3 separate regions of the Homo sapiens genome follow, and regions 1 and 3 are each linked to region 2. The links are chromatin loops, found by intact Hi-C in ENCODE. Cell type or tissue: CD4-positive, alpha-beta T cell. All regions are shown on one strand. Each heading gives the region's core, and the rest is flanking DNA. Links, peaks and the distances in the headings are about the cores only. Region 1 has its middle 160 kb from the start of DAPK1. Region 2 overlaps S1PR3 (sphingosine-1-phosphate receptor 3). Region 3 has its middle 35 kb from the start of SPATA31C2.

What was found. Hi-C counts contacts between places; a loop is a spot of excess contacts. Peaks named below come from ENCODE experiments on the same cell type or tissue, not always from the same donor. Only the 100,000 strongest peaks of a DNase experiment are listed, where the experiment ranks them.
Region 1: it touches region 2 in a loop (13-fold over the local background); 2 of 110 quality-filtered maps call a loop at or near these places.
Region 3: it touches region 2 in a loop (8-fold over the local background); 9 of 110 quality-filtered maps call a loop at or near these places.

What each region holds. Positions count from the first base shown.
Region 1 is chr9:87,332,122-87,342,611 of GRCh38, reverse strand. No RefSeq gene overlaps it. Among named protein-coding and RNA genes, the nearest start is that of DAPK1, 160 kb to the left of the region's middle. RefSeq lists a silencer at 5,975-6,144. In CD4-positive, alpha-beta T cell, for the core only: a CTCF peak has its summit at 5,540 (motif pointing left); a DNase peak (open chromatin) is centred at 5,561; H3K4me3 peaks cover 591 bases; H3K27me3 peaks cover 1,749 bases.
Region 2 is chr9:88,997,874-89,008,363 of GRCh38, reverse strand. It overlaps S1PR3 (sphingosine-1-phosphate receptor 3), which reads right to left. Exons shown (of 2, transcript NM_005226.4): 2 at 3,209-7,310. The coding sequence starts at 7,163. The coding sequence ends at 6,027. SHC3 (SHC adaptor protein 3) reads left to right here. Exons shown (of 12, transcript NM_016848.6): 12 at 1-2,593. It overlaps LOC124902206, which reads right to left and starts at 846. Exons shown (of 1, transcript XM_047424308.1): 1 at 187-846. The coding sequence starts at 846. The coding sequence ends at 187. RefSeq lists enhancers at 8,817-9,316, 9,317-9,818. In CD4-positive, alpha-beta T cell, for the core only: a CTCF peak has its summit at 7,229 (motif pointing right); a DNase peak (open chromatin) is centred at 7,213; H3K27me3 peaks cover 767 bases.
Region 3 is chr9:88,168,684-88,179,173 of GRCh38, reverse strand. No RefSeq gene overlaps it. Among named protein-coding and RNA genes, the nearest start is that of SPATA31C2, 35 kb to the right of the region's middle. In CD4-positive, alpha-beta T cell, for the core only: CTCF peaks have their summits at 5,352 and 5,567 (motif pointing left); a DNase peak (open chromatin) is centred at 5,583.

The DNA of each region.
Region 1 (10,490 bases), core at 3,085-8,084, 1.7 Mb after region 2:
TCTTTCTTAGATATTTTTTCTTTTTCTTTTGTACCTCATACACCAGCCCTAGGGTACCTGCCTCAAATTCAGCCTGTTCCCTCATTCTTGTGCCCCAAGAAATTCATCAGGGAGGACAATCTAGAAATCTATCTCTCTCTATATATATTTAAGTACCTTTCTTTTTTAAAAAATTTTTATTTCTTATTTTCTTTAACTTTTAAGTTCCAGTGTACATGTGCAGGATGTGCAGGTCTGTTACATAGGTAAACGTGTGCTATGGTGGTTGGCTGCACAGGTCAACCCATCACCTAGGTATTAAGCCCAGCAGCCAATAACCATTCTTCCTGATGTTCTCCCTCCCTGACCACAGGTCCTAATTTGTATTGTTCCCCACAATGTGTCCATGTGTTCTCATCATTTAGCTCCCACTTACAAGTGAGAACATGTGGTGTTTGGTTTTCTGTTCCTGTGTTAGTTTGCTGAGAATAACGACTTCCAGCTCTATGTCCCTGCAAAGGACATGATCTTGTTCCCTTTTATGGCTGCATAGTATTCCATGGTGTATATGTACCACATTTCCTTTATCCAGTCTATCATTGATGGACATTCACGTTGATTCCATGTCTTTGCTATTGTGAATAGTGTTGCAATGAACATATGCGTGCATGCATCTTTATAATAGAATGGAAATATATTTTTCAATAACCTTCTAGGTGATTAATTTGCCCTGCGCTGAAGTCAGGATAGATTAGATTATGCTCCTGTAACAAATTCATCCTGAAATCTCAGTGGCTTAACATAATCAAGATTTATCTGTTTCTTATGCAAATTCCAATATGAGTAGGGCTGCCTCCTTCTTGTAGCTACACCACCTGGAATGGTTGGTGCCCAAGATGTTAAGACTGGGAAGCAGGAGCTGAAGGGATGTTTCTAAGGATCAGGACTGGAATTGGCTAGAACTCAGTTACATGATCTGAACCAAGCTGCAAGGGAGGCTGGGAGGTGCCCAGGGACTTCTCAGGAGGAGGAAACAGTCTGCAGACATCTGCTGTCTCTAGGATATATCTGGGTTTCTCTCTCTTCATGAGTATGGCTGTTCTCTGGTGTCCTGCAATGGCCTCCCTCACTCACATCAACTTATTGAGTCCTTGGTTCTTAGAGTTAAAAGAGCCAGGCACAGCATTCTCTTCAAGCAACACAGGGCAGAGAAGCAAACACCTCACGCTTGTTTGTCAGAAAGGTCTCCCGGAATCTCTGCTTTAGCTGCTTAGTTTGTTCTGAAATCCTCGGGATTTTCCCCCCAAGTTCTCTGGAATTTCTGGCTGATGAAAACACAACTTTCTGGGGGTTCTCTGAAGGAAGATCATCCTGTTGTGACTTCGGCTTTGGAAGATAAATTGAGTCAAAGCAAAGAAGAGCTTAGGGATGTGGACCAAATGTTGCTAGGGCAGGAAGTCCTTTAGATAGGCACAAACAACCACTTCTGAACAGTTTTGTCCATCTTGCCTGTTAAAGAAAAACAGTCTGTAAATATCCAGTCTAGTTATTCATGCTCTTTGGAAGACAGCACAGTGGGGCAGTGAAGAGTGGGGCTTTCTGTAATAGATTGCCTGGGCTTGAATCATAGGTCACTTCTTTCTAGTGGCATGTCCTTGGACAAGTTGCTTCACCTGATGAAGTCTCAGTTTTCTCATCTGTAAAAAAGAAGGAGCAATCATTCCTATCTCCTTAAGTGAGGTGGATATTGAATAAAATGATCACTGTTTGACTTAATGTAAGGCAATAGAAAGGAAGTTCTCACTAATGTTGTTATAAATCCTTGTTTACTCTTAAACTTGAACAACTTATCTCTTATTTTTGACAGCTTGAAAATGTTGATTTCAACCACACATTTAGGGCATTTACCTTAAAAAATGTACTCTGCACATTCATTCTTATAGACATTCTGTGACGAAAGAATACTGTCATCCTAGGGAAGGAGCAAGTCTGCTCAGGGTTGGCTGGGAGAATGGAGCTCCACAACAACTGTGGGAGAAAAGCATTTATTGCCCTTGCTACACATCAGTGATCCACGTTTTCCAAATTGCAAACATTTTATAACCATGCCTGAGGCCGGGATGAAGACTGCCTCTCAGATTGACCTCATCTGTAGTGCTTTCTGCTTTTGCTAGAGCCGGGGTGCATGGCCTAGGCCTGGTGCTGCCTCTGCTTTTGAGAATTAAATGGGAAGTATTGGGGGTGAGGGGGTGGGAGGTGTATACTCTAGGGATCCAAGTTATTGTTGCCACGCCCACTTGCTTTTTTCCTTTCTCTTTTTGATACCCCAGGTGATGGGAACAGCAAGGCAAGGTGAAATTAACAAAATGAAGGACTGCTTGTGCCTGGTCTACAAAGTGACATTGCTTAGCAGCAGGGTCTCTCTGTCTTTGCGGTGCATGGTGGATTTTTGTTTCTTCAGGCTTTGCTTTTTTTTTTTTTTTGAGATGGAATCTTGCTCTGTCACTAGGCTGGCAGGCAGTGGCACAATCTCGGCTCACTGCAACCTCTGCCTCCTGGGTTCAAGCGATTCTCCTGCCTCAGCCTCCCGAGGAGCTTGGACTACAGGCTTGAGCCACCATGCCCGGCTAATTTTTGTATTTTTAGTGGAGGTTTCACCATGTTGGCCAGGGTAGTCTCGCTCTCTTGGCCTCCTGATCTGGCTGCCTTGGCCTTCCAAAGTGCTGGGATTACAGGCGTGAGCCACTGAGCCCAGCCAGATCAGGGTCTGCTTTTTCATAAAGGCAATGCGGGTAGTGGGTGGAGGTGTGAGGGTCCTATATGGGCCATAAAGAAAGAGAACTGGGAGTCTGGGTGCAGTAATGGGGAAGATCTTACAGTGAGTAGATTTTGCTCTAAAATAAAGGAAACACTGGCTAAATTCTTTTCCTTGCAAGAGTTAGAATAGAACATGGTATGCAGGAACTGCTTCTGTTTTCTTGTAAAATAGTGCCAGCAAACTATTCAGGTCATTTGCTCGACAGTTTTTCTCTTAAAAAATTTAAAATGTTGGGGCCGGGCATGGTGGCTCATGCCTGTAATCCCAGCACTTTGGGAGACCCAGGTGGGTGGATCACAAGGTCAGCAGTTTGAGACCAGCCTGACCAACATGGTGAAACCTGGTCTCTACTAAAAATACAAAAAAATTAGCTGGGCGTGGTGGCGGGTGCCTGTAATCCCAGTGACTTTGGAGGCTGAGGCAGGAGACTTGCTTGAAACCGGAAGGCGGAGGTTGCAGTGAGTGGAGATTGCGCCACTGCTCTCTAGCCTGGGCAAAACTCCGTCTCAAAAAAAAAAAAAAAAAAACAACTTAAAATGTTGTTATTGTTAGTCAAAAAATTTCTTTTTTCTCTTAAATTTTGTTTATTTCTAGGGCTGCCATAACAAAGTGCAATATTCTAAGATTTTGTTTGTTAATTAACTTTCCAGTTCACAACTCACATTTCTTAACATTTCAAATGTAAAGTTAGCCTAGAACAGTTGTACATTCAGTACTATCAGAATTTACAAGCTTAATTCAACGACATCTAGTTTCAAATAGCTGCAGTACGTATTTTCTCTTTTCAATTATGCATTCACTCTCTATTCTGATTATTTCAAGTTATGCAAATCAAGCTAGAGAAGAGATTTAATTTAATCAACTGTGGGTTTGCCTACACGGATTTGAATATTAGCTGTCGTCTATATGTAAATGACAAGAGTGAAGAGAACCTGTTGCTAAGCACTGTGACCAATTCCTGATGCAGTCCTTGAAGGTTAACCTTGTCAGACTGTTAGGGAAACAAGAGCATAGGAGAGTCAGAGTCACGTCATTTGAAGTTCAGCTCCATCTTGACACTAATAAGGCACATTCCTTGCTGGTCACAACCCACAGCCCTAAGATGTTTACAGTTCAGAAAACAGCTTGATGATACCTGCAAGGACACACTCCTATGACAATGGAATGTCCAGATGTCCCAATATCCATAACAATGCATGCTTCTAAGGTAATTACACGTATGATTTGATGTATTTACACACTATATGACTAGGAGAGTTTTCTTTGAGTCAGCAAAAAATAAGCAATTTTGCCATGCTGTCAGCCCACCTGCACAGAGACATAGCTTATCTTTTGCATAGAAAAGACCCCCATGTAAGAAAAACAAAACAAAGATGAAGCGTTCCTCCTCTTGCTTTCTGAGGATCCCTACTCTGTAACTGCGTATCTTTCAATCAACTCTCTCTTCTCACTGCACTCTGCGACCCGCCTTACATTGTTTCCTGCGTGAGATCCAAGAACCCTCTTGGGGTCTGGATTCAGGACTCCCTTTTCTGGCAACAAGACCTCAAAGCCAGACTCAAAAAGTCAGATTGGTTGCGGGAGATTGCTCGGTGTGCTCTGGAGGAGGACACCTCCCCCCAGGTCCGGTGACTGGGGGGATTCTAAAAACCAGATGCTTTTTTAGACATCTGCCTGTCGTTTATGGTTTATGAGATAGAAAGATTGAACAGGAATATGAGAGAGGAGTGAGAGATCGTTTCTGCCTACAAAGAATTCTCCATTCACTCAAATGAAGCTGCGTTCTTTGCATTCCAGACCGAGAAAGGAGGCTAAGGTATCCATCCCCCGAGGAAAAATAGGAGACTAGATACTTGGCGCTGTTAGCAATCTGGGAGGAGCGAGAAACCTTCAAATCACACAAAGGGTCAAGAACAGGGAAATCATCAGCCGAGTGAGTTCTCAGCAGAGGACCACATGAGAAAGGTGGCCACCCCTCTAGCCAATCATAAACAGAAGACTCACTCCTTAAAGTGCGAACATGGCTCTTTGGTGGGGAGAAGAGATAAGAGGTGGATTTTTACGGGGTTTATAAACACACCATCAGCTCATCTTGAAGACGCAAGAGAAGTTTTCAGGCACAGATGTTGTTTTGCTTTAGGAAGCTAGCGATGTGTTCTTCACAGGAAAGCTGACCAAATCCCAGAATTAATTATTCATTGTCTCCTTCCCCCCTCCCCCCCACACTAAACTGGGTCAGGGAGAGAGTTTCATATTTGTGTTGCTGTTACAGCGCCAGCTCAGAAGTAAAATGATTGGCTGAGACTTGGAGCTTAACAATTAACGTTAAATACAGGCAGCTGGCTGTGTTTTGCTTAAAAGCCACAATCAAGGAATCTGGCAATCTGGAATTTTGTGATGGCTGATGCCTGTTTGTTTTTTTTCCCCCCCCATTTGCACAATTGCGAGTCTTCTGGGAACTTTTCTTTTACTGACACTATGGTTTTGCATGTTTAAAAAATTGGCAGACATCCTCGGAGGTAACGCAAGGTGCCTCGGTGCCATACACAGCCAAGGTGTGCAGTTCCGCGGCCGCATGATTCATAGTTCTGCTCTGTTTGGTAAAAACAAACACTGAAGACGCGTTATCAGTTTATTAGTACAATGTTTAATTGTGCTCTTTTTTTTTCTGTTCTCACTCCGTTAATTGCTCATAAATGGGAAAACAAAAAGGATTGAGTCCTTTTAGCGGTCGGGCTGCTCTGGAGGTGAACTGTATTCTATTGCTTCTAGGGCCACCTTGTGGACAACAAGTGTATTTAGAAATTAGACTTACAGGATGGATTCATTGGGAAAGCGTAGTAGACTGGTAATATGACTTTGGAATTCTTGGTTATAAAATCTAAGTATAATGATAATGACTTAGTTTTTATTAGAAGAACATTCCAGAAAATGTCCTAATTTAGGAAAGGCTAGTAATTGTGGCGAGTATGGAAATCTACCCATCACCATAAAATATATAATGATAATCCAGATTTTATATTTTATAGTTTATTATCAATCATCTAAATTTCCTTACAATTCTTTCATGTGCTGGGGGTGGAGAAAAACCCAGGAGAGAGAGAGAGAGCCTGTTTCTCAACTATCTCAGTATTTCAGATTTCTTGCTGTTTTCCTCACCCCGCTAGATGGCATCTGGCTGCATGAAAGAAGTGACATAACCTTGGGGTGGTGGGAGGAGATACTGTGTCCCTGAGCACCAGTCCTTCATCTGCTAGTTGCAGATGGGCTGGGCCTTCTATGGGTCTCTGCATGGAGCTTGTTGTGTGCAGCTGGTCCCTTCTGGCTGCATGTCAGGTAGGGGTCATGAGTCCCCATGTTCCACAGACCCCATAGCTTTGTGATCTTTGGTCAGCACAGCTAATCTCAGAACCTTTGAGGACACGTTTGTGGATCTTCTGCAGACCATGCATAGGCTCTGGGGCACCAGTAACATTTTCTCAGGATGTCTACGTAGATATCTTATTCACCATTGCTAGTCCTGCCATGTTGGATGTGAGGGTATACCAAAGACCCACTTCCCAAAGACAGGCTTGGGAGTTTCCAAGTTTACCCTAAGGTCGCAGAAAGGGATAGATATCAAAGACATTGGCAACCAACCTCTTCACTCTGTTTTTCTCTCTTCCCTCCCATGTTCCATCTGGGCTAGAAGAGGAAGGTTCTTCTCCTTTCTGTATATCAGAAGTTTTCCTTTCATCACATCTTGCATTCTTTCTTTCTTTTTTTTTTTTGAGATGGAGTCTCGCTCTGTTGCCCAGGCTGGAGTGCAGTGGCACAGTCTTGGCTCACTGCAACCTCAGCCTCCTGGGTTCAAGTGATTCTTCTGCCTCACCCTCCTGAGAAGCTGAGATTACATGTGTGCGCCACCACGCCCAGCTAATTTTTATATTTTTAGTAGATACGGGGTTTCACCATATTGGCCAGGCTGGTCTTGAACTCCTGACCTCATGATCTGCCTGCCTTGGCCTCCCAAATTGCTGGGATTACAGGCATGAGCCACCATGCCCGGCACATCTTGCATTCTTTCTATCCTATGACTTACAGCAAAGCAGCAGAATCAGTATTGCCAAGCTTCACTTAGATTCTTCAGAATTGTCAAAACGATCCTATTTCTAGAGACACAAAAATACAATTTGTGTAGTCAAAGCAGAAAAATCAACTCCTTTTGTGCATTCCTGATGTAATTATTCTAAATCCTCTTAGAGGCAAATGGATGCTTCTGGCAGATTGAGTGAGTATATACTTGGAAATGCAAATAGAAAAACACACCAGTATTTCTCAATAACAAAGCTATTGGAAGATGATAGCATTAAAGATATTATCTTCATTTTATTATGTTATTTTTATTAGTCCCCAAAATGCAAATATTTCATAGTTTGGATAATAACTTGGAAAGCAAATAATGCAGCCTCTGTATTATTTCTCTCCTGCTGTTTCTTTCCTGACTTGACCAAACTAAGATTGGTTGATGTTTGGTTTTGCATTATAACCTCCTTAGAAGATAAAGGCAAGGAGACTGGGAGAAGCTGGTGCATTTTAATAGGAGCCTATTGTAAAGACATGAATTTATGCAGGACAGCCTTCTTGCCAATCCAGTACCTACACCAAAACAATATTAGCCCCTTCTAATCAAAAAGGAATTTTTATTTCTTTAGGTCAGTAGTTTTTTTCCTTTTTTTTTTTTTTTTTGCAACTTCCACCTCCAGGGTTCAAGCAATCTCCTGCCTCAACCTCCCAAGTAGCTGGGATTACAGGCATGTGCCACTATACCTGGCTAAATTTTGTATTTTAAGTAAAGATGGGGTTTCACCATGCGGGCCAGGCTGGTCTCGAACTCTTGACCTCAAGTGATCCACCCGCCTTGGCCTCCCAAAGTGCTGAGATTACAGGCGTGAGCCACCATGCCCGGCCTAGGCCAATAGTTCTTAACCCGAAGTGAATCATGTCATTTCACTTGGCAAGCATTTTCTAAGCGCATTTTAGCCTTTGATTTAGATATTCTAATTCACTTGTTCTGAGATTGGGCCTACAGAGTTCTGAGAACATTCCTTGTTAGGCATCATGGCTGAGGTTTATGGTCTATCCTCTTGTAATCCATTCTATCGGGCACCATCTATTGCTTTGTGCCATCAATTACCTCTTCTTCGGTAATGCAGTGTCTTGGCAGGGTGTGAAAGGTCACTTTCAAACTATCAGGGCCTGATGATTCATACTTTCCCCAGAGTCCTCTGCATATCCTGGACACAACCGCTTTCTATTTATTCATGGAGTGCCCTGGGAGCCCCAGCATGTCAAGGGACACTAAGATTCCCTGACACTTCCCTTGGTTTACACTAGACTGGGAAGACTATATAGGCATAGAGAGCCCCTGATGGTCTGTAGGATAAAACCATTGAATTCCTGAAAGAAAATCCACCACAAAGGAGGAATAAATAGTAATTGATTAAACATATACAGTCATGTGCCCCTTAAGGACATTTCGGTTGATGATGGACTGAATATATGATGGTGGTCCCACAAGGTTTTCATAGGCAGGCCTGCCTTATACAGGTGTACCACTTTTTAAAAATCTTTCATGCCACATTTTTTACTATACCCTTCCTATGCTTAGATATGTTTAGATACATGAATACCTTCCATCGTGTTATAGTTTCCTACAGTATTCTGCATAGTCACCTGCAGTACAGGTTTGTAGCCTAGAAGGAATAAACTGTACCATATAACCTAGGTGTGTGGTAGGCCGTGCCATCTAGGTTTGCATAAGTACATGCTATGACGTTCACACAATGATGAAATTGCCTTGCAACACACTTCTTGGAATGTATCACCATCTTTAAGCAAAGGATGACTATACTAATTGAACATCTACTATGTGCCACATGATGCGTTGGAGATACCTGACAACAAATAGACAAGCAATCGCCATTTCCACGGGGCATGAGAGGGGACAGGCAATAAAAACTAGAATGGGTAAATACCCAAGACAATGTCAGATAGCAATAGGACCTCTGAAGAGTGGTGGGTGTAGCAGGTGAAGCAGCAGGGATCTGGGTGAAGGAGGGGAGCATGGGTGTGCTTCGGTGTGGGGCTGTGCCTCCCCCAGGGCAGGGCACCCCAACATCACCTCCTCCTAGTCCTGCAGCCTCACTTGAGAGTGCTGTGACTCTTAGCGGAGGACAGGTCCTGGGGCATAAAGGAAAGATTGGAGTTCCAAGGGATCCAAATGAAAGGGCTGTGGGACCTTTCTTTGAAAGGTGGACATAAGGGTTGACAGAGGCCAAGCTGCCTGGGAGAAATAAGTGGAGGTGTGGACACAGGCCCACAGCACGTGAAGGTTAGAAGTCTGCAGGAGATTCTTTTTTTTGTGTGACAAGGTCTCGCTCTGTGACCCAGGCTGAAATCCAGTGGTGTGATCTCGGTTCACTGCACCTTGGTCTTAAACCATCCTCCCACCTCAGCCTCCAGGGTAGCTGGGACCACAGGCATGCACCACCACACCAGCTAATTTTTTGTATTTTTAGTAGAGATGTGGTCTCACCATGTTGCCCAGGCTTGTCTCGAATTCCTGAGCTCAAGCAATCCACCCTCCTCAGCCTCCAAAAGTGCTGGGATTACAGGCATGAGCCACCATGCCTGACTTCTACAGGAGAGTCTAGCAGCGTGGACTGGAGTCGAAGGCCAGGACAGTGGTGGCAGGCACCAGGGCAGAGGGCTGGTGGGCATGGAAGACCTGGAACACTGGGTCTGCAGAGCTCCCCCTGAAATCATCCCTTGGCTCCCATTCGCTCATAATCTGAGCAAGAGAGACCCTAGAAAGGGCCGGGGGGCACTCGGGTTGTCTCTGTATACAATCCTAAGGACTCACATAGATGTTCCTGGAAATAGACAGCAGTCACTGCTAATTAGCTAGCTAGTGGGTGCTCAGAGTATGGAGACTGGTGTATGAGAGGCAATGTGATGGCAAAGTCAAGTTGCCAGCCTCTGAAGCCTGGCCTGTTCTTATCTGTCATATGGTGAGAACTTTGAGGGCAAAGATTCTTCTATTTTCACCACCATGCAAAGTGTCCATGATAGTAGGAAGCAGTAACTCAAGAAATACTTACTAGTTTCTATTTGACTGTTTTGACCTTGGGCTTTATTTTTATTTATTTATTTTTCCATCCAAGGAAGCATCAAAATAAAGGTTGGTGTGTAAATCAGATTGATGTGGGTAAATCAGTAGTTAATAAAATTAAGATTTTTTTCTTCTTGATTCACTTGCAAGCATGACTTGGATAATTTGCAATTATATCTCAGGAAGAATTAAACAATTATATGATGCAAATGAGCTTAAAATGATGCCCTTTGGGATCAAATGCACACAACTGCTTTATCGCTGGAGATTTGCACAGGATTTGTATTTCAGCTGTCTAATGCTAGTAACAAACCACCCTAAAATTTAACAGCTTAAAACAACAACCATTTTATTATCTTTCCCAGTTCTACAAGTTGATTGAGCTCATTTGGAAGAAGCTTCTGCTACACATGATTTTGGCTGTGGCTGCAGTAATTTTGGGGCTTGATTGGGTTAAAATGTCCCAAAGGGCTCATTCACAGAGCTGGCCATTGCTGTGTATAGTGCTGGCCATTGCCTGGGACCTCAGCTGGGGCTTAG
Region 2 (10,490 bases), core at 4,139-9,138:
TGATGGCTTTCCCCCCTCTAATTTATAATTATGCTTTCACACCACTTCATGTCACAGATCCCAGGGTCCGTGCTGTGAATTTAAAAGTGGAGAATTAATAAGCATTTATAACTCCATGCAACCATTGCTGGCAGCTTAAATGCCATCTGCCAGCCATAATTTATTTATAATGGGGTTTATACATATTTATAAGTTTGCAAGCAACAAATGCACAGTTTTAAAACTGGCACATTTTATAGCAGCCAGAAAAATTGCAACTTTATACCAGGACTTGTGAATGTGAATTGCATATGTATATACATATACGCATATACTTACATTGATTAAAAACGGATCTGCATCTCTGTACACACGCAGATTGGCTCTGTGTTGTGCACCTTGGGACTCCTCCCTGGGCTTTGGTTTTACAGCTAAGTAGGAAGTCAAACAAACGTGAAGAATTTGGGAATTGGCAGGCTGTGGCATCAGCCATGGAGGATGGTCCTGGATGCTGTAGGATGTGAGATCCAGCACAAAGAGAACAAGAACAGGACATGAGGACCACAGGGATTGGGGGAACCCACTGTGGGAAATGACAGAGAAGCCAGTGGGGGAAGACAAAGAAAGAAGAAGGTGGAGGCAGAATAAAGGTGAGAAGAAGGGAAGGGGAGGATAAAACAAGTCCAGATTTAGATCTTCCTTCATGCAGCCATGCATAGCTGTCTGAGGCCAGCAGGGAAGGAGGAGAAAGGGAAGGTGTGGTGGAGGAGGCTGTGCTCGTGATGTCATGCTTTCGTGTATTCCCAGGTGCAGCTGCATATACTTGGCACAGTTTCTTGGGATTTCTAGCCAGTTTCTTGGCCTCATTTGTGCATTAGTTAATATGTGGCTGGCCCTGTACTGGGATGGTGGGATAGAGAAGTGAATGTATGAGGCCTCTGCCTGAGTTTATAACCTAGAAAGAAATAAAGACACACACACACAAAGGTGTTGGAGTGTGACAAGCCTTAAGGTACCCGTGTGTCCAAGTAAAGTAGAACCAGCAAGGGTGGAGTGCCCAGGTCAGTCTGGGGACTCTGGAGGCTTCGCACTGCAGGCGTCAGATACTGAGTGTTAGTGGCACGGAGAAGAGTGTGGAAGGCTCAGGATGGGGGTGGACAGCCTGGAGTTGTCACTCTCAGTAGAGATGCTAGAAGGGGCGGGAGGTGATCCCAGCCTCCCTTCTTTCCTCCTCCTGGCTGTCACAGATGCTCTGAATTGATGAATCCTTCAGGCCAAAAACACACAGGCTCCTTCCCTAGGTCTGGAAAAATGGTTCTCGCTGAAAAAGCACCAGGAATAAAATCTCATACAATTTTAGGTGTCTATTTTGTTGTCTCACCTTGAAATACTGCAGACAGAAAAACATGCACATGGGGAGCTGTGGTCCTGAGCTTTGAGGTAATGAATTCCCACTCATGTGATCATTTTTACCATAACCAAAGTTTCTAACCATCAAAATCAAGTGACAATTAAAACAGGCATTAATGGATAAATCCGTCTTTAAATATTAATGGGGTTAATTTTGTTAACAGCTATGTGTTGGTTGCAAGTGGAATGTTCTCTGTTCATTTGACTTTTGAATATAACTTGTTCCAGAATATTGTAAAATTAAGTATGTGAATGTTTCTTTGTATTCAGAATTAAACATTTGGTGTTAAAATCCCAGGATTAGGAGACAACTCCATGTAAATTTAATGTGTAATAATAAGATAATAACTTTTTAAAAAGCATTTGGATGGCAAATTATACATACTGACAAATGAATATTATCTGAAAGTTGTTTTGTTTCCATTAACTTTTGTGAAACAAAAAGAATTACTGTAACAGTCTATGTCTTGGCGTATTGCCAATTCACCACTTTCTACTTTGTGCTGGAACAGAACTGGCTTTTTTGACATCCCTGAGGAGTGGAAATGCAAAACGAATTTCAAGTTCTCTAATCTTTGTTCTATGACAAATGAAAAAACCTAAGTTATCTGGTGTTTTGGAGATTTGAGAATACAGCAGGTGAAGAGAATTAGCTTAAATTCCCTCCTCCCTTTTGATAAATCCACAGGGATTCCTTCACTCTGTCAGGAAATGGTGTGGTTTCCAAGCATTAGCCCTTCATGATCTGTCTGGTGCATTTCTGTGCTCCTGGGATCGCCAAGTGCAGGCACGGCATCGCATCCCCAGGTGTCATCCTGTGACCCAGGAGGGGAAGATGACACACCCAATTTAGGTAATGCTGCACTTCTTGTTATAATTGGTTATTGGAAAATGTGCCTTTATTATCAGAACAGTGGTGTGCGCATTTCTGATTATGGAGCTAACTTTTGGATATCTGACTTAGATACTAAAAACATTTGGGTGTTGCAGTTTTGCACTTGTAGATACAACTTAAAAGCATGAAACTGGTGATTTAATTAGATGTTTTCTATAAAATGCACCTTGTTACATTTCTGTGAAAGGGTCTTACCAGCGTGGAATAACTGGCTCAAGGGTTGAGAGAAACAACCATTTTCTAAACAGTTAATTGTTTAAAGGACTATACATGTAAGTCTGCAGGCAATAAAGGCTGTTGTGAAAAGTATCTTTCATTTGGATGATGGATTTTGTATTGCCTCACAAAAGAGAGGAGGGGAGCTTGAAACTTTTCTCTAAGAAGTAGGTATTTTCAGTGATTCCCTGGGGGACTGCTTAAAAAACAGTCACAACAAAGCCTCGTCCCATTCATCAAGGCTGCGGAATGAAAATGCATCCGGGCAGATGTACTCCTAGAGAACTCACCTTACCTTCTAGCTCTGGGGCGGGCAGCTGCGTCCTCACTTGCGTTGGGACATTTCATCATGAGTTGTAACAAGCATCGCTACCAGAACAGTTATGCCGAGCACTGGCCTCCTCTTTACATAGCAAGTGGGACAGAGAGGCTAAAATGGACCGTTTGTGTGGGAGAAAGCTAGTGTGCAAAGGTTGGTTCTGACCTATTCTCTCCTGCTGCATAAACAACAGCAAATGGGGCAGGACAAGAGGTCCCATGTCTTTGAGCTGCACTTTTATTACCATGGGTCTTAGAAATTTCTCCCTATCAAAAGACCATTCTCAAAATAGTATGACCTACCAAAATTGGTGTAAATAGCACCCAAGGCACAGACGCTTCATTAAAATACCACCTATGATAGTGGGTAAGAAGAAAGGGGAAAGGTTATTTGGGGTTCTGAATGTGGTTTAATTCCTGAAATGCTAAGAAACACAGGTGGGTAGCAAGCCTGCAACAACAGTGCGCACCCCTGCAGTGGGGAGGGCACCCGGTGAAAACGATAAAACAATCCCATCACATGGACTACGAAGAGTGGGTTTCCACAAAGGCTTTTGGTTTTATTATTATTATTTTTAACAAACATACATTGGAAATAGTAAAGGTTTCTAATTGAAAAGAGACCTAATGCATAGTTTCTCTGCAGCATAGAAGACCACCTGTTTCCAAACTTCAAGGTTAGGGCTTTGAAACATTCCCTGGTAAATTATCTCCAGCTGGCTAGCTAGTTAGGCATATTGGTGCACATTGGTATCAAAGGTGATTATTTTTTGCATTTAGCAAATGAGCGCTATTACTTTTTTGATGTATTTTTAATTCAGATTGCTCAAAAGTCTTGTTATTTCAAGGGAGCCTTATGTCATACCACAAATATTGATACCTCCTAGTGGAAATGGTGGCTGTGGGCTCCCTAGTAGAGTTAATGGATGAAGGCTGAGATACTTAGATACTGCGGACATCAGGGTTATGGAGCAAAGTGTTATGAACAATAGCTACAGAGAGCTCCAAGTCTCCCAAAGCAACTCATAACTATAACACAGATAAAGTTCCAAAGTCATTTCATCACCTATGTGAAAATGCAATACTGAATGTTTTGGCTCTCTGATGCATTTTGTTGTTGTTTTATTTATTATTATTATTATTTTTTGAGACAGAGGGTCGCTCTGTCACCCAGGCTGGAGTGCAGCGGTGCGATCTTGGCTCACTGCAATCTCCGCCTCCCGGGTTTGAGCAACTCTCCAGCCTCAGCCTCCCGAGTAGCTGGGACTACAGGCACGTGCTATCGCATCCAGCTAATTTTTGTATTTTTAGTAGAAACAGGATTTCACTATGTTGGCCAGGCTGGTCACAAACTCCTGACCTCAGGTGATCCACCCGCCTCAGCCTCCCAAAGTGCTGGGATTACAGGTGTGAGCCACTGCGCCCAGCCTGTTGTTGTTTTCTTAATCCAGTACTTTAACGTTTTACTGTCCTAGAAATGCCCTGTGTTTTCTCATGCTATTTCATAAGAGAATATGCTACTTTTCATTGATGTCAAGAAGGCAACAGAAATGCTCCTGGGGAAGATCTCCTTACAAATAGGTTTCATCTCATCAGTAACAAAAATTAGAAAAGCCTTTGGTCAGCCCATGGAGGTGAGTTACTCTGAACCTATGAAAATGTCTCTTTATAAGAGCAAATTGCATCAGATGACAAAACAGGAATCAATTTCTCTTAGAAAAAGTTAGTAATGTGTTAAGACTACTCTTTTAGGTTTTATTCAGGCAAATGCTCACTGAACCTAAAATACTTTAGGGGACTCTGATGGGAGGTTCCTTTGAACGCTGGTTGGTTTTGTCCTTGTTTTTAAAGAGAACTCAACACAGCAACTGTGTGCTTATGAAAGTTCTACAAACGTGTTCACTTTTCTTTCCATCTATTTGTATAATACGTACAATCCTTGGGGAAGAGCATGTACAAAAATGTCTTCTAAGTAATCCCTTTACAAGGTAAACAGACTGCTACGGGTTCAACTTATGTTGAAAAGTAAAATTACAGCATCACATAGGTATTATTACATTACTCTGAAGAATGCATAAACTGCCAGATCACATTTTCTAACCTGAAAATTAAACTTCTTTCACTGATAGTCACGATCAGTGCCAGCTTTCAGGATGCTGTGAAACTGCCGGTGGCCACAGCTACTTAGCTGTGATGCCACGGGGGATTACTGACTTGCTGCTTTTCTAATATAGAAACAAACTCAACATAGAATCAAAGTGCTGTCTTGTGAATCTCTGCTCATTTCCTGGACAGCTTCCATTTCCTGAAGCAGACCCCTGCCCCACTGGCGTGGGAAGGTGAGCCAGGCCAGCCGTCTGCTTCTGCTTCTCCTTCATAGGCTCTTTCTTTGGCCCATCTGGGGGCACAAGCTCCTGGGTGATCTTGGCTGGCTCTTCTGTAATTTGCAGAAACCTGAAAACCATCACATAATTGGGCTTTGGAATACGATTAAAATTACGCAGGGACAAATGACTGAAAGGACAGGACACAGGGCTGGTGTGGGTCAGACCCACACATCTGGGGCCAGCCTTGGACAAGCCTTTTTGGGGAATTTGAACTTTTAAAACTTGGTTAACATGAGAATCATGTCAGTCTAAGGAGACCAGGGATGGCATGTCCACCTAGTTCAAAACAATGTCCTTGTACTGGGGGTTCAGTCTGAATCCACTTGTATAACCTGTTACCTGTGTGTTGTATGGAGATTCTATGTAGGTACCACATGGCAAACACCTGCAACACAAATTCTGTGTAACATAGAGATGTACGAATATACAAGCATCCATTCTACGCACAGGAAATGTAGTGTAAAATCATCAAAACACCATTCAGAGGCACACGGAGAGGGTCACACAGCATTGTGTGGCCCACGACCTTCCCTCTCTGTGAACAACAGGGAGGGTGTCTAGGATGCAGCAGAAGGCAGTGGATGATGTCAGCAGCTTAGTACATCTGAAAGACTCTGGAGCCCAAAGTGGACAAGGCACGTTGTTTACACTGAAGCGGGGTGGTGATTCCTTGGGCCCCCTCTGTAAGAGACATCCACACTGGGCAGGCTGTTGGTCAAAGTAAGGTAGCTCTCCCGAGTCACAGCTCTTGAGGGGCCCCTGTGGAAGCGACGCATGCAATAAATAAGAACACAGCCGCAGAGCAGGGCGCATGGAGACGATCAGTTGCAGAAGATCCCATTCTGAAGTGCTGCGTTCTTGTCCATGATGCAGGATGAGGGGGCTGTGTGGGGCAGGTCTTCCTTGACCTTCGGAGAGTGGCTGCTATTGTTGCTGCTGCTTGATTTACTTCTGCTTGGGTCGAGCGCAGGCTGGATGGGTGAGGCGCGGGCCCCCCGTCCCCTGACCAGGCAGTTGCAGACCAGACGGAAGAAGGCCCGCCGCATCTCCTTGCTGGCCAGCGTGTAGATGACCGGGTTCATGGCGGAGTTGAGCACAGCCAACACGATGAACCACTGAGCCTTGAAGAGGATGGGGCACGCCTGCACCCTGCAGGCCACATCAATGAGGAAGAGGATGAAGAGTGGGGACCAGCAGGCGATGAACACGCTCACCACAATCACCACGGTCCGCAGCAGTGCCATGGACCGCTCCGAGTTGTTGTGGTTGGCCACCTTACGGCTGCTGGACTTCACCAGGAAGTAGATGCGTGCGTAGAGGATCACGATGGTCACCAGGATGGCCGTGAAGATGCTGATGCAGAAGGCAATGTACTTCTTGGAGTAGAGGGGCAGGATGGTAGAGCAGTCAGGGAGATTGTGCAGGCAGTTCCAGCCCAGAATGGGCAGGGCGCCCAGCGTGAAGGCAATGAGCCAGCACATCCCGATCAGGAGGAAGACGCGGTGCCTCTTGTTGGCGTCGTAAGGCCTCATTTTGATCATTGTCAAGTGCCGCTCGATGGCGATGGCCAGTAAGCTGCAGGTGGACGCCCCAAGGGCCACGAACATACTGCCCTCCCTGAGGAACCAGACCGTGGGAGACAGGCTGAACGTCTTCTTGCCAGACATCAGAATGTTGACCTTGTAAGCGATGCCGGCCAGCAGGTCGCAGAGAGCCAGGTTGCCAATGAAAAAGTACATGCGGTTGTGAAATTTATTGTTTTTCCAGATGGCAATCAAAACCATCAGGTTCTCCAAGACGATGAAGCTGCAGATGACCAAGAAGAGCACGGTGGTGAGCGTGCTGCCCTCGGAGGCCTCCTTCAGCCTGCCCGCCAACTTCCCCACGTACTGGTAATGCTCCCGCAGGGTCTCGTTCCCCCGCACCGGCTGGAGACGCGGCGGGAGGGCAGTTGCCATCACTTGGCATTCACAGACGATTAGCTCCAAAATCCACGAGAGGGCGCCCCAGGAACATTCATTTCAAAGGGAAGCGGGGCTGAGGTTCCGGCTTCATTCAGCAAGGCGTGCAGGCCAGACTCCAGCGAGGGCGTTGAAAAAGGGCTCCTGCCAACAGATAAAAAGAGGGAGCGACCATTGATAAAACGATCGCCGCCTAAGGGGCCACGGCAACGCTGTTGGAGAAAGGCATGAAAAACGTGGAAGTACTGGGATGGCTAGCCACGTCAGGCTGCAGAGAGGGTCTTTAGACACAGGCTAAATTCCTAAGTGATTGGGGGACACCATGGGAAGCGATTTGGTGTCTGGAGTTGCCGGGAAGGGAAATTCAGTGCATGAATTATTGAATCCTGTAACAAAGATACACAGACCCAAGTACAGCTTCCATCTGGAAATCTCCAGGCACTAGAAAATGCTAACTAGTCCTCATCTAGGGCATGGGAGCTGGTGACCCATTATCCCAGTTACTCAGGGAAAAGCAGGATTTTCTCAGGACCAAAAAGCAGGATGGAATCTGAATGATGCCGGTTCAATTTCTAAAACCTCCCTGGTGAGTTTTACAGTGACATCGTGGGAAGATCCCGCACTTCCCAGATGGCATCCCCTGGATCCAGGCCCAGAAATCAGGTCTGTATGGGCTGTAGGTCGGCCTGGCAGAGAGCCCTGAGGCCTGACCATGCAGCCATCGAGGGACCAACAGTGCATGTCTGGGCAGTGCCCATGCAGACACCGCACTCGTGAGCAGTGAGTCCAGAGCCCAGCGAAGACAGAACATCAACCTGCAAAAACGGGACCCAAGTCTACAGATGATAAAGGAAGGACAGGAAAGCAGTGACAATCACACTGACTGAGTCTGGCTTGAAATTCAGAGCCCTGAATATCAAATAGAGCATGGGTGCATGTGAGCCAACAGAAAAGTGGCACATTTGGGAACACAGCGAGAGAGGGAAAGTGGTGAGTGAAGGCCTCAATGGATTCTGAATTCCAAACTCTTCCCCCACGAGACCTCAAACACTTGCACTCAACCACACCTGGTAATATCGATCAGCCTTCTGTGATGTTGATGACGCCACACACCCAACTATCAAGGTAGAAACCGCTTTCAGTGGACTCACTTATTTTATTTTATTTTTTATTTTTATTAAAAAAAATTTTCTTTTGAGACACAGTGTTGCTCTGTCACCCAGGCTGGAATGCAGTGGTGCGATCTCGGCTCATTGCAACCACTGCCTCCTGGGTTCAAGTGCTTCTGCTGCCTCAGCCTCCCAAGTAGCTGGGATTACAGGCACCCGCCACCATGCATGGCTAATTTTTGTATTTTTAGTAGAGACGGGGTTTCACCATGTTGGCCAGGCTGGGCTCGAACTCCTGACCTCAAGTGATCAGCCTGCCTCAGCCTCCCAAAGTGCTGGGATTACAGGCATGAGACACCGCACCCAGCCATCATTTATTATTTGAGTATTTAAATATGTAATTAAGTTCAAATGAGGCTAATTTAAAAGAGCCTACTGTGTGTATCCAGTGAATTTTTTTTAACTTTTACGATGTTTGAACCACAGCCCTAAATTTGCTTCAGAGACACATGAACAACTCACCAATACTATGGGCTCTGCATTTTAGGGTGTGATTGACTCTGAATCTCATCCATGCATGAGTTTATTCCCAGGTACAAATCAGTCCCTTGAAGATCCAGGGCTTGCCTGGGTGGGGCTGAGAAGCAGAGGTGGCTCCAAATGGTTTCTGTATCCTCGTGACCCTCTGGAGTGCTGAATGCTGTCAAAGCCCTCCTCTCCCTACATCAATTTGGGGGACCTGGATTTTCTGAGATGGCCCCTTGCTTCTTTGCAAAGATTTTTTTTCCAGTGTCCTGGAGCTTGGTGGTGTTGGTTGCTCTGGAAACCCCGGGGGCGGGGGGTTGGCGGGGGGTAGGATGTCTGAGCTGACGTCTGTGCTCTGCCTGGAACTGCCCTGACCCTTCCCAGCTGCCGCCTCCTGAAGTCACAGAGGCCTTGGGTCGAGGTCAGCTGGAATGCCAAGTGCTGGCAGAAAGGCTTATGTGTTGGCCAAGGCCCTCTGCTAACTGCAGAAAGAAAAAGCAGCCAAGTTCCAAGTCCAGGCTGATGATGCAGGATGAGAGGAGGTTGCCTGCCCAGATCTCTCCCATCACTCATGAGCCATGACAGGCAGCGCAGGGCCCGGGGCCTGCCTCCTCGAGCTGTGGCTCACCCATGCCAGCCCTACTTGGCTTCCCATTCACCTGAGAAGAGACCATGTCTTGCCTGTAGGTTCTCCTGGAGGCAAACAGGACAGTCCAGTGGGCAGCCTTCCCCCCAGCCCCTCCCTCTCTACCGTTTCTGAATTTTATTTAAATCTTGCCCATCCTTCAAGCCTCAAGTCAAATTCCACTTGCTCTGTAACATTTTCTGGAATCATGCCAGCCCCTGGTGACTTTTCTCTGAGGCTGCATGCCACTTCTGAAAACGTACTGCAAACTGTCTCTTTAAATGGGGCAATACCACAGTCAGCAGCATTTTCTGAGCATTGAGCTTATCCATTAACACAGGGACTTTCACCATGGGTAAGTTCACAGTACCCTCCCCAGCATCCTGTACACTGATGGGTGCTAAAAAGATACTGTCCTTTTAGTTGTTTTTGTTTGTTTTTTGTTTTGTTTTGTTTTGTTTTTGGGATGGAGTCTCATTCTGTCACCCAGGCTGGAGTGCAGCGGTGCGATCCCGGCTCACCACACCCTCCGCCTCCCCGGTTCAAGCGATTCTTCTGCCTCAGCCTCCTGAGTAGCTGGGACTACAGGCGCCCGCCACCATGCCCGGCTAATATTTGTATTTTTAGTAGAGACGGGGTTTCACCATGTTGGCCAGGCTGGTCTTGAACTCCTGACCTCAAGTGATTGCCTGCCTTGGCCTCCCAAAGTGCTGGGATTACAGGTGTGAACTACCACACCAGGCCTAGTATTGCTTATTATTTCTTTCTTTCTTTATCTGTGAACAGGAACTGGAGAATCACTATTTCTGATTTTCACTTTGCTGGGTTTCCACCCCTGATCAGGGGCCTCTCAGGGACACATGTGCTATGCCCGGCATGCACCCTGGCATGAAGCCGGGTATGAAGACAACCTGGGCCATCAGGCTGTCTCCTGCCACCTCCGGTACCACTGCACAGTGCTGATGGGGACCGCGAGGGCTCTGCCGTTTCCCACACGAACAGCCACTCATGCTCATGGAAAAGGCATGGAGCAAAGGCAGTCTGTGAACAGTGCCCTGTGCCAGC
Region 3 (10,490 bases), core at 2,921-7,920, 830 kb after region 2:
AACCACACCCGCTCCACAGCCACGCTTCCTGCACCCACCACAGCCACACCCCAGCACTCTCCATAGCCATACTTCCTGCACTTTCCACGGCCACGCCTCTTGCTCTGGCCTTCACAGGCTGCAGTAACGTCTCCTCTCCTCCCTCCTTTCCCTTAACCTTTGTGGCTAATCTTTAGGTTCCCCCAACATGGCTTTTCTTTTACTTCTGCCGATACTTCTGGTTAAATTCTTTTCATTTAAATGCTCTCCAGCATCTATCTCTCTTCTTTCAGACCTTGGCTGACTTCCTTCTTTCTCAGCTGCTCGGAAGCTGTCTGGCCTCTCCACAGGATCCATCCATTTCTCCGCCTTCCAGAATCCCCTTTTCCCCTCAGACTTCAGCAGGAACCTGTGCCAATGAGATCCACAGAGCAGAGTAATTTCTCTTCGATATCGTCAATCTCTCCTCCTCTAAGGAGATAGGAATAGCACGGGTAGTTGCAGGAGTATGGACAAACCCAAAGAACCCCTGAAGCAGGGGCTAGGCAAATAATCCACAGGGTAGAGAAAGCCCAAAATAAGGCAGAGAAAATGACCAAAACCCTGGTCAGGGTGACATGTCCATGACTCTTCCAGGTAAACCCAAATAAGGGAGAAAGGAGGCAATAACAGGAGCGGGGAGGAGTCCCTGAAATCCCCTCCTTTTCCAGAATACCTAATGAGCATTCCACCCCCTTATTAAAGAAACATCCGGGCTGGGCGCGGTGGCTCACACCTGTAATCCCAGCACTTTGGGAGGATGAGGCAGGCAGATCAGGAGGTCAGGAGATCGAGACCATCCTGGCTAACACGGTGAAACCCTGTCTCTACTAAAAAATACAAAATATCAGCCGGGTGTGGTGGCCGGCGCCTGTAGTCCCCGCTACTCGGGAGGCTGAGGCAGGAGAATGGCGTGAACCCGGGAGGCGGAGCTTGCAGTGAGCCGAGATCGCGCCACTGAACTCCAGCCTGGGCGAAAGAGAGACTCCGTCTCAAAAAAAAAAGACAGAAAGAAAGAAAGAAAGAAGAAAGAAAGAAAGAAAGGAAAGAAAGAAAGAAAGAAAGAAAGAAAGAAAGAAAGAAAGAAAGAAAGAAAGAAAGAAAGAAATAGAAAGAAAGAAAGAGAAAGAAACATCCCTAAAATAAGAAACCCAGCCTCCGTTGTGCCTGACTTGTTCTCACGGGCATGGCTACGCTCCTCTCAAGAGCACACTTTCGCTTTGCAATGGAAGCTTCTCGCCTTGCGCTTCATTCTGACTCGACTCCCCCCTGAATTCGTTCTTGTGATGCTGTCAAGAACCTGGAAAACCGGCTGGGGCTGGGGTCTCACTGGCATCCAGAGACCTTCCCGAGCCCTCCAGCAACACTCACAGCCTCTTTCTCTCGAGATATAAACAAAATTGCATGATTTTCACCTTAAAAGATAGAGAGCTATCCACCTCAAGTCTTCTTCATAGCCAAATTTCTAAAAATAGTTTCATTTCCCTCCTAACTTCCCTTCTGGCTCAACCCCATTTAAAATCTAGCTTCCACCTTCTTCCCTCTATTGAGACTACTAGAACACAGGACTCCAGTTTTACCCAGAATCATGAGAGTTGTAGACACTTCCCATCCTTCTCCTGCATGCCCTCCCGCTGACTTTTGGCACAGATGCCATCCCCTCCTTCCTTCCTCATTGCTCCATTTCTGTGATTGCTGCTCTTCTCTCCACTGCCACTTCGTTCTCAGTGACTTGAATGTTCAGATTTCTCTCCTTCTCCCAGTCTCTCACATCGTTCTCCTTAAAGGATCTGTGGATTCACCCAGCCCAAATGCCAATGACTGTCAAGTCTCTCTCTAGATAAATCTCTCTTTAGTACTCCAGACCAATCTTCCAAACTGCTGCCTGGGTTTCTACAATAAAAACCCAAACCACGATTTGCATCTTAACTTTATGTGCCCAAAGCAGAAGCTCTGTCTTCTCTTCATCAAACTTATCCTGTGTTTCCTGAGATACCTGGTTTGGGCATTTCCTACCGTGTCACTCAATTTCAAAACCTGGGAGCTGACCCGCTGATCTCAAGATAATCATCCAATCATTTTAACCCTGACTCCTGTAGTGGTGAATTCTGTGTGTCAACTTGATTGGGCCACAGGATGCCCAGATATTTAGCAACACATTGTATTTAATATATAATGGATGTGTCTGTGAAGGTGTTTCTGGAAGACAGCAGCATTTGAATTCGTGGACTGAGAAAAGCAGGTGGCCCTCCCCGATGTGGGTGGGCAGCGTCCAATCTGTTGAAGGCCTAAATAGAACAAAAAAGGTGGAAGAGGGTTGAATTCACTCTGCCTGGCTGTTGAAGCTGGGCCATTGATTTTTTCCTGCCTTCAGTGCTCCAGGTTCTCAGGCCCTCAAACTTAGACTGGAATCTACGAATCTACATCACTGGCTTTCACGCCCTCAGGCCTTTGAAGTACACCATCAACTTTCCTGAGTCTCCAGCTTGCAGGCAGTAGACCATGAGTCTTCTCAGCCTCCATAATCCTGTGAGCCAATTCCTCATAATAAATCTCTACACACACACACACACACACACACACATTCTATTTGTTCTGTTTCTTTGGAGAATTGTAATAATACTCCTAAATATTTCTCAGATTTGTCCTGCCTCTTTCACCATTGCCTTATTTCAGATTCATCTTCTCTCACCTGGATGAATGCAATAATCTTCTAGCTGAGTGGTTCTCAAAATGTGCTTCCTGGACCAGTAGCCGCAGCATCCGCCATGCTAGACCTTCTCACTAGACATCCAATTTAAAAGAATGTCCAAGTTATAAGACTCCAAGAATGTGACAGTTTTCTAAATTGTTTGCTTTATTAGCTAAAAACATGAAAGTGGATAAATCACACAGCTTGTCAAGATCCTGATTCTTTTTTGCATCCCCTTCCTCTGTTCAATTCTGTTCCAAAATTAAAGTGATTCAAAGCACCTGTGTTCATTAGCCACATGTTTTCTTTCTCATTTCCATCTGCATTTCCAAAGCCTTAACTGCTTACTATTTTTAGGAAGATGAAGGCAATAGATCTTTTGTTCTTTTTCTATTAACAAGGATCTGTACGTATCTAACACACAGTTCCCTTTTTTATGACTTTGGAACATCATGAAAGCATTTCATGATATTTCATTAAAAAACAAACCCTGAACAATGGTTTTAAACCCTGGGAAGAACTTAGAATCAAGATTTTTAAAATACAACTGAAAAACATGGTAGGAACAAAGTTAAACTGATGCTTGTAGTGAGAGGTGCCAGGCAGATGGGGCCATTGGCAGTGGGTGGGACCCTCTGCTCCCACAGTGACTGTTCCCACGCAGACAGGTGCAGTTTCCCCTTCAGCCATCAATACCTTTGCTACCATGATTACAGTTGTGTCAACAGGTTCTCAGGCTATTGTTCCCATTTATTTAACTGGGGGAGCTTTGAAAACCCCCGATGTCCAAACCAATGTCCTCAGACCCCTGGGATTGGAGGGAAAGCAGGGGATCAGGATGTTTTAAAGAGCCCTGGTGATTGCAGCGTGTCACTGAGGTTGAGAACCATAAATTAAACTGTTTCTTTCCAGAAAGTACTTACAGATTATGTGATTGATCTCTTGCTGTTCTTCTCCTGCTAATGAATGATTTTTTTCTGACAGAGACAATAGAAATTCAGTTTTTCAAGGAACTGCTTCTTTAGTGACCTACTGCAAAGGCAAAGAGGCAAAATGTCAACAACAACAATAATAATAATATCTAATGTCAGATGGCCATGTATAGGAATCCAATTATTTTCAGAAAAATAAACTATCAAGAAATTGGTTTTATAACCCATAAATGCAGAATTGAAAAGAAGAATCTTAGTTGGGAAAACTGAGATTAGATTAGTTTGATTTTTTAAATTATCAAATGCAAATGTCTCAGCAAAGATTATGTTGACTTTGTGTGTGTGTGTGTGTGTGTTTGTGTGTGTGAGCAAAATGCCTACTTTGTTTTTATCAACTGAACCAGCAAGTAACACTTAAAAGTCTCAGCAGGGGAAGACTTATGAACAATCAATCTTCTGGCTGCTGTGCAGCCAAAGGAGATTATTTGATCATCAATTATTAAGTAAGGAAAGTCAACATAGATGTCTCCAGATTCTAACATGTGCCCTAAACAGTTTCTTAAATAGGCTAGTATGCACCCAGTATGTTTGTTTATATTTATCATGGGTTTATATATATATATCCTTAAAATATTTTAAGTATACCATTACATTATAACACTGTGTTCATTATAACATATGCAAAAATAGAAATTAAAAGGGATAAATTGGAGATGAAATAAGCATTATTTAAAAATGCATTATATCTAATGATATAAAAACTTATTTTACTTTCACTAGAAAACATTATTCTAATACAGTAATGTGATTGGATGTGTATTGTTATTTTTGAAAAATTGAGCTTGAATCTTTTGATACAAATTCTTTTGTGAAGTTCTGGCTCTAGATTCCGTTTATTTTGATGCCTGGTTTCTATCTCCATCACTGTTGCAAAGGCTTCTTTGAAACACAAGAATCCAGACAGAAGCCTGTGGCTGTGCTGCCCTTGCCAGCTGTGCATCCCAGAGTCCAGGTCCACCTGCTGGCTTTGCAGAGATCTGAAGGGAATCAGGCTCATCTTTCCTGATGCAGTTCAGGCGGCCGTGCAAATCGATTAGAAGAGGTTTTACTTTTTATGTTTTATGAAGTGGGTTCTTCATTGGGAAGATTTCAAAACATTAAAAAAACTCTATTCCTCAATTTTTAAGTGTGTTATAAGAAATTTCACAATGACAGAATTTTCTCATCTCTCTTTCAAAAAAGTTCATTTTTTTCTCCTTGTTAGAATCTAAAATTTGCCTTGAAAGAGTAGATTTTTGTCTGTTCTTTTTTCGTTGTTGTTGTTGTTGTTGAGACGGAGTCTCGCTCTGTTGCCCAGACTGGAGTGCAGTGGTGCGATCTCGGCTCACTGCAAACTCTGCCTCCCGGGTTCACGCCATTCTCCTGCCTCAGTCTCCTGAGTAGCTGGGACTACAGGCACCTGCCATCACGCCCGGCTAATTTTCTGTATTTTTAGTAGAGACGGGGTTTCACCGTGTTAGCCAGGATGGTCTCGGTCTCCAGACCTCGTGATCCTCCTGCCTCGGCCTCCCAAAGTGCTGGGATAACAGGCGTGAGCCACCATGCCTGGCCGTCTGTTCATTTTTTGAAAATATATTCCAGGCAACAAATTACTAAGACATTTCTATTTATAGAAAAGTTTAACAACATTAGCACACTTTGGTTGTAATGTTTAAGTTAAAAACTCTGGTTTAAATATTTTATTATGAGATGATCTATAAATTACCATGAATGCCAAAGACTTTCTTGGTTGTTCCCTGTATAATTACGATACTTCTCAATTAAAAGACTTTCAACTTAATAATAACACCTATAAATTCACTTAATTGGATGTGGGCAGAAGTTCATGAGTAATAATTGAGTGTAGGGGGCGCTCTCATTATGGAATTTCTGCTTATTTCTCAGATGCCCCTGCCGCCCCCTTGTGACAAGGGGGCATAAACTCTGAATCCAAATGGTAGGTCTGATGGCTCCCTCCATGGGTTTGGAAATCGCTGGTCTAGACAACCAAGAAGGTGAGCGTTTACCAGGAATTCAGCAACTCTGCTGTTCATCTTTTTTAGTTTTTCATTTTATATTTTTGTCTTTTAAAGTTTTAATCATACAGGTGGTCTTCATTTCTTGCTATGTGTATTTCTACATATTTTTAATTAGGTTGTTATTATCAATGGGAAATTTAAAAAAGTGGTTATTATATGAAATTCTGAGCACCGTTGCTTCTGGATATTGGCCCTACCACTTACCAGCTTTTGACCTGGACAAATTACTAGCTTCTTTGTGCCTCAGTTCCCTCATCTTTACAATGGGGATAACAGTAATGTGTGCCTCTCAGGATTGTTATGAGAATGAAACTAGCTCATGTGTGAGAAACACTCAGCACAATGCCTGGAGAGAGTGAGCTGTCATTATGATGATGATGATTCTCCAGCCATCTCGCTGAGTTCTTTTTTCCTTATGATAAAATTTTGATTCTTTTAGATTTTCCAGGCATATATCATCTAAAAATGATAATTTGCCTCCTTCTGTCCTATATTTATACCTTCTTTATTTTGTCTAATAACAGGCAAAACAATTTAATAATGAGAATACAACTAAGTAATGGAGATAACACACAACCACATATGCCTGATTTTAATGGCATATTTTATCACTAAGTGATACATACACACACACACACACACACGTCTTATTGAATTATTGAAATATTTTTGTTTCTATTATACTTATGGCTTTAATCAAGCATGAGGCTTTGTTTGTTTTTTTGTTTGTTTTGAGACAGAGTCTCACTCTGTTGCCCAGGCTGGAGTGCAGTGGCGTGATCTCGGCTCACTGCAACCACCACCTCCTGGGTTCAAGGGATTCTCCTGCTTCAGCCTCCCGAGTAGCTTGGATTACAGGTATGTGCCACCACATCTGGCTAATTTTTGTATTTCTAGTAGAGACGGGGTTTCGTCATGTTGGCTAGGCTGGTCCTGAACCCCTGACCTCAGGCGATCCACCCTCCTCAGCCTCCCAAAGTGCTAGGATTACAGGGTGAACCACCACGCCCAGCCTAAGCATGAATTTTTATGTGATCATACAGTTTTTTTTAATCGATTTTTAATATGATTAATTATACTGGTTGATTTCCTGATATTACACCATCTTCATGGTGACTGAGATGACCTTAAACTTGTCTGAGGTTTATGATTTTATAATGCACTTAATAAGCTCTATTTATTAATATTAAGGATTTACATTAATATTTACATTAACATTAAAAAGTGAGATTTGTCTCTTGATCATGTTTAATGTTTCCCTTTGCTCCTCCTCATATTTCTGCTAGATTAATATTGTTACTAGGAACTTGATTGGATTCAAGTGTGGTTATTTGGGAGTCCCACCTCACAGATGCTGCTCTCTTCCATCAGAAGACTTTTATTGTCTGGCAATATTGTCTCTCTCTCTTTTTTTTTTTTTTTTTTTTTTGAGACAGGGCCTTGCTCTGTTGCCCAGGCTGGAGTGCACTGGTGCAATCACAGCTCACTGCAGCCTCAAACTCTGAGGCTCAAGTGATCCTCCCACCTCAGCCTCTCTAGTAGCTGAAACTATAGGCGTGCACATCACGGCTGGCTATTTTTTTATTTCCAGTAGAGACAAGGTCTCACTACATTGCTCAGGCTTGTCTCAAACTCCTAGGCTCAAGGAATCCTTTCACTTTGGCCTCCCAAAGTGCTGGGATTACAGGCATGAGCCACCAGGCCCAGCCAGGCTGTCTCTTTTAGTGATGTCAGCAGCCAGTGATGCACAGAGCTTATATCTGTTAATTCAGTAGAAATTGCAAAATAGTGGTATTATAATTGTATCAGCCTTTCTCTTCAATTATCTGAAACACTAACTTTTCCTTATCTACTTCAATTTGTAAAGGAAAGATGAGAAGAGAGCTTGAAAATCTTATTTATTCCCCCATTAGCATCCTCCAGATGTGACCAAGGAGCCAATGTACTTTCTTTATCTTTTTTTCCTTGAGAGGGAAAGGAGTTGGGTGTATTTAATATTATTATGTATTTAGTATTATTATAAACCAATATGTTTAAACATATTTGATGTGCTTCAATCAATTGTGATTATTGAGCATCAAATTGTTCCACCATTTATCAGTGGGAGGTTTTTAGGTTGGCTCCTGAGGCCTTCGGATGCCACTTTACTTCTTTGTTATGTGGTTGGCTAGATGTTTCAGGTCATTTCTGCCCCTGACCAGGAATCAGCCATCTTTCCAAGGAGCCCTTGTTCATTCAAGTGAGCAATGGCCACAGAGACCACAGTCTGGGGCAAGGGCTGCTTCTAGCTTCAGGGTTGGTCAGTGGTTCTCTATTTATCAGCAGACAGAAACAGGACCTAAGTTGAGTTATTTTTGTTTCTTAAGGAAAAAAATACATCATAAATTAATACTTATATTACCAGTTCAAGTTCAGCAGTTCTCCTGTAGCTGGGCACAGTGGCTCATGCCTGTAATCCCAACACTTTGGGAGGCCAAGGCAGGCGGATCACCTGAGGTTAGGAGTTCAACATGGCAGAAATCTCGTCTCTATTAAAAATACAAAAATTAGTGGGGTATGGTGGTGGTCACCTACAGTCCAAGCTGCTGAAGCTGAGGCAGGAGAATCGCTTGAACCCAGCAGGCGGAGGTTGCAGTGAGCCAAGATCGTGCCACTGCACTCCAGCCTGGGCAACAGAGTGAGACTCCATCTCAAAAAAAAAAAAAGTTCTCTTGTAGAGCAGCATATTCACAGGGATGATGCTGATGATGATCACAATTTGCTTTCTTAGGTTATGCTTTTTTTCATAATAGATTCTTTGTTTATCTGTTTCATGCTATGTTTTCTTTGCTTTATACTTTCTATAAAATGTTTGCTCAGTTACATACGTCACCTTACCAAATTTAGCTATTTAAATAGGTAATGTACATACATGCTATAAAATTAAAAATAAAAAAGGGTCCATGTGAAAGGAAAATATTACTACCCCCAGGTCCAGGCCCCTCCGTCCCCTCAAGTAGCAACCTTGGATATAAGTTTCTGCTGCATCCTTCCAGAGATAGTGACAGTGCATTCCAGTATATGAGCGTCTTTCGTTCATAAATTATAGCACTCAATAGAAATGACCTTTTGCTTTCCCTTAAAAGTTGTATCTTTCAAGGTTCAGGGCACAAAGAAAAACTGCTCCAGGCATTTTAAACAGAAAAGGATTTAATGGAGGGATTTAAAAATTGTTAGGCTTCTAAGAACAACTCCTAGAACACAGCCTAAATGACTTCTCAAGAAAGCTTCTACCTCTGCAGAAAAGGAAATAGTATGTAAGTGCTGCCTGTTACTATTTTTATTATTATTGGATAGACAGATAGATGATTAAAAAGATTATATGATAGTAGAGTAACAATAATAGCAATAATAGATAGATGAAGATCAATAGATAGTTTTTCATTGGTGGATCAATAAGTTACTCAAAGTTCCTCTGCTGATGAGTATTATGTTGTGACCCATTTTTGCTCTGATGAATAATGCTGCATTAAGAGCCCCTGTATATTCACCTCTGTGCTCCTGAAAGCATAGATGTTACAAAATTTCTGGGTCTTAAATCACATCCATGTTAATATTTGACAGATATTGCCAAATTGCTCTCCATAGAAACTATAACAAATATTTGAAATTACTTGTTTCTCCATACTTCCACCAACAGTGTGAACAGTTTTTTAAACATTTCAAAATAAAATGGATGAGATGATGGATCTCACTGTGGTTTTCCTTTTCATTTCTCTTTTGGAGGTTATTCTTACATTAAGGAAGTAATACTTTGTCACATGCATTCAGTATTTTCCCGTATTATATTTATCTTTTAAACTTTGTGTTCAGCATTTTTTTAATTTTATGAAAAAGTGTGTCTTATTTTTAGACTTCTAGGCTTTGTATTATAATCAGAAAGTCTTTCTCACTGATATTATAAAATTAAAACACAATCATTTTCCCTGAATGTTCTGTATTTTAATTTTTTACACCTAAATTTTTATCTGGGCTATATTTATATTTTTACAGGAAGGCTTTTGATATTTGTATATGAATTGTATTTCCACCACCCTACTGAAATGTCTTAATTTCTTTACCAGTGTTTTTCTAGTTCATTCCTTTCAGATTCCTTGATATACACTGTGTCTCCAGCACTAAAAGAATATTTGCACCACCTTCTCAATTTCCTTCCATTCGTCCTTCTCTGTTTTCTTCTTTTACCTTCTTCCCTCCCTTCCTTCCTCTGATTTTATCAGCTAGTGTCTCCAGAACAATACTAAATAATGGTGTATATCCTTGTCATATTTCTACCTTATTGGTAACCTTTCAGTACTTCTCCATTAAATATAATATTGGATTTTACATCAATTATAAGGAAAATATTTTTCCATTTTATTAAGAAGTTTTAAGGAATAGATTTCAAAATTTGATCAAATCTTTTTTCAACATCTATGGAGTTGATTATGTTTTTCCAATTTTATCTATAAATATGATTAATTTTATTGATAGATTTTCAGTATTGAGCCATCCTTGTATTCCACTTATGAAAACAATTTATCATGATATAAAATGCGGCTGGATTCGATTTCCTACTATTTTACTTTGAATTTCTGCATTAGTAATTATACTTCAAATTGCTTATGAGATTATTTCTTAGTGCTATCCACTTCAGAATTTGGTGTCAGCATTATGCTGACTACATAAAAATTTTATGTTTCCCTTTCCCCCTGTGCTTTGGAAGCCATTTAAATATCTTTGGTTTACCTC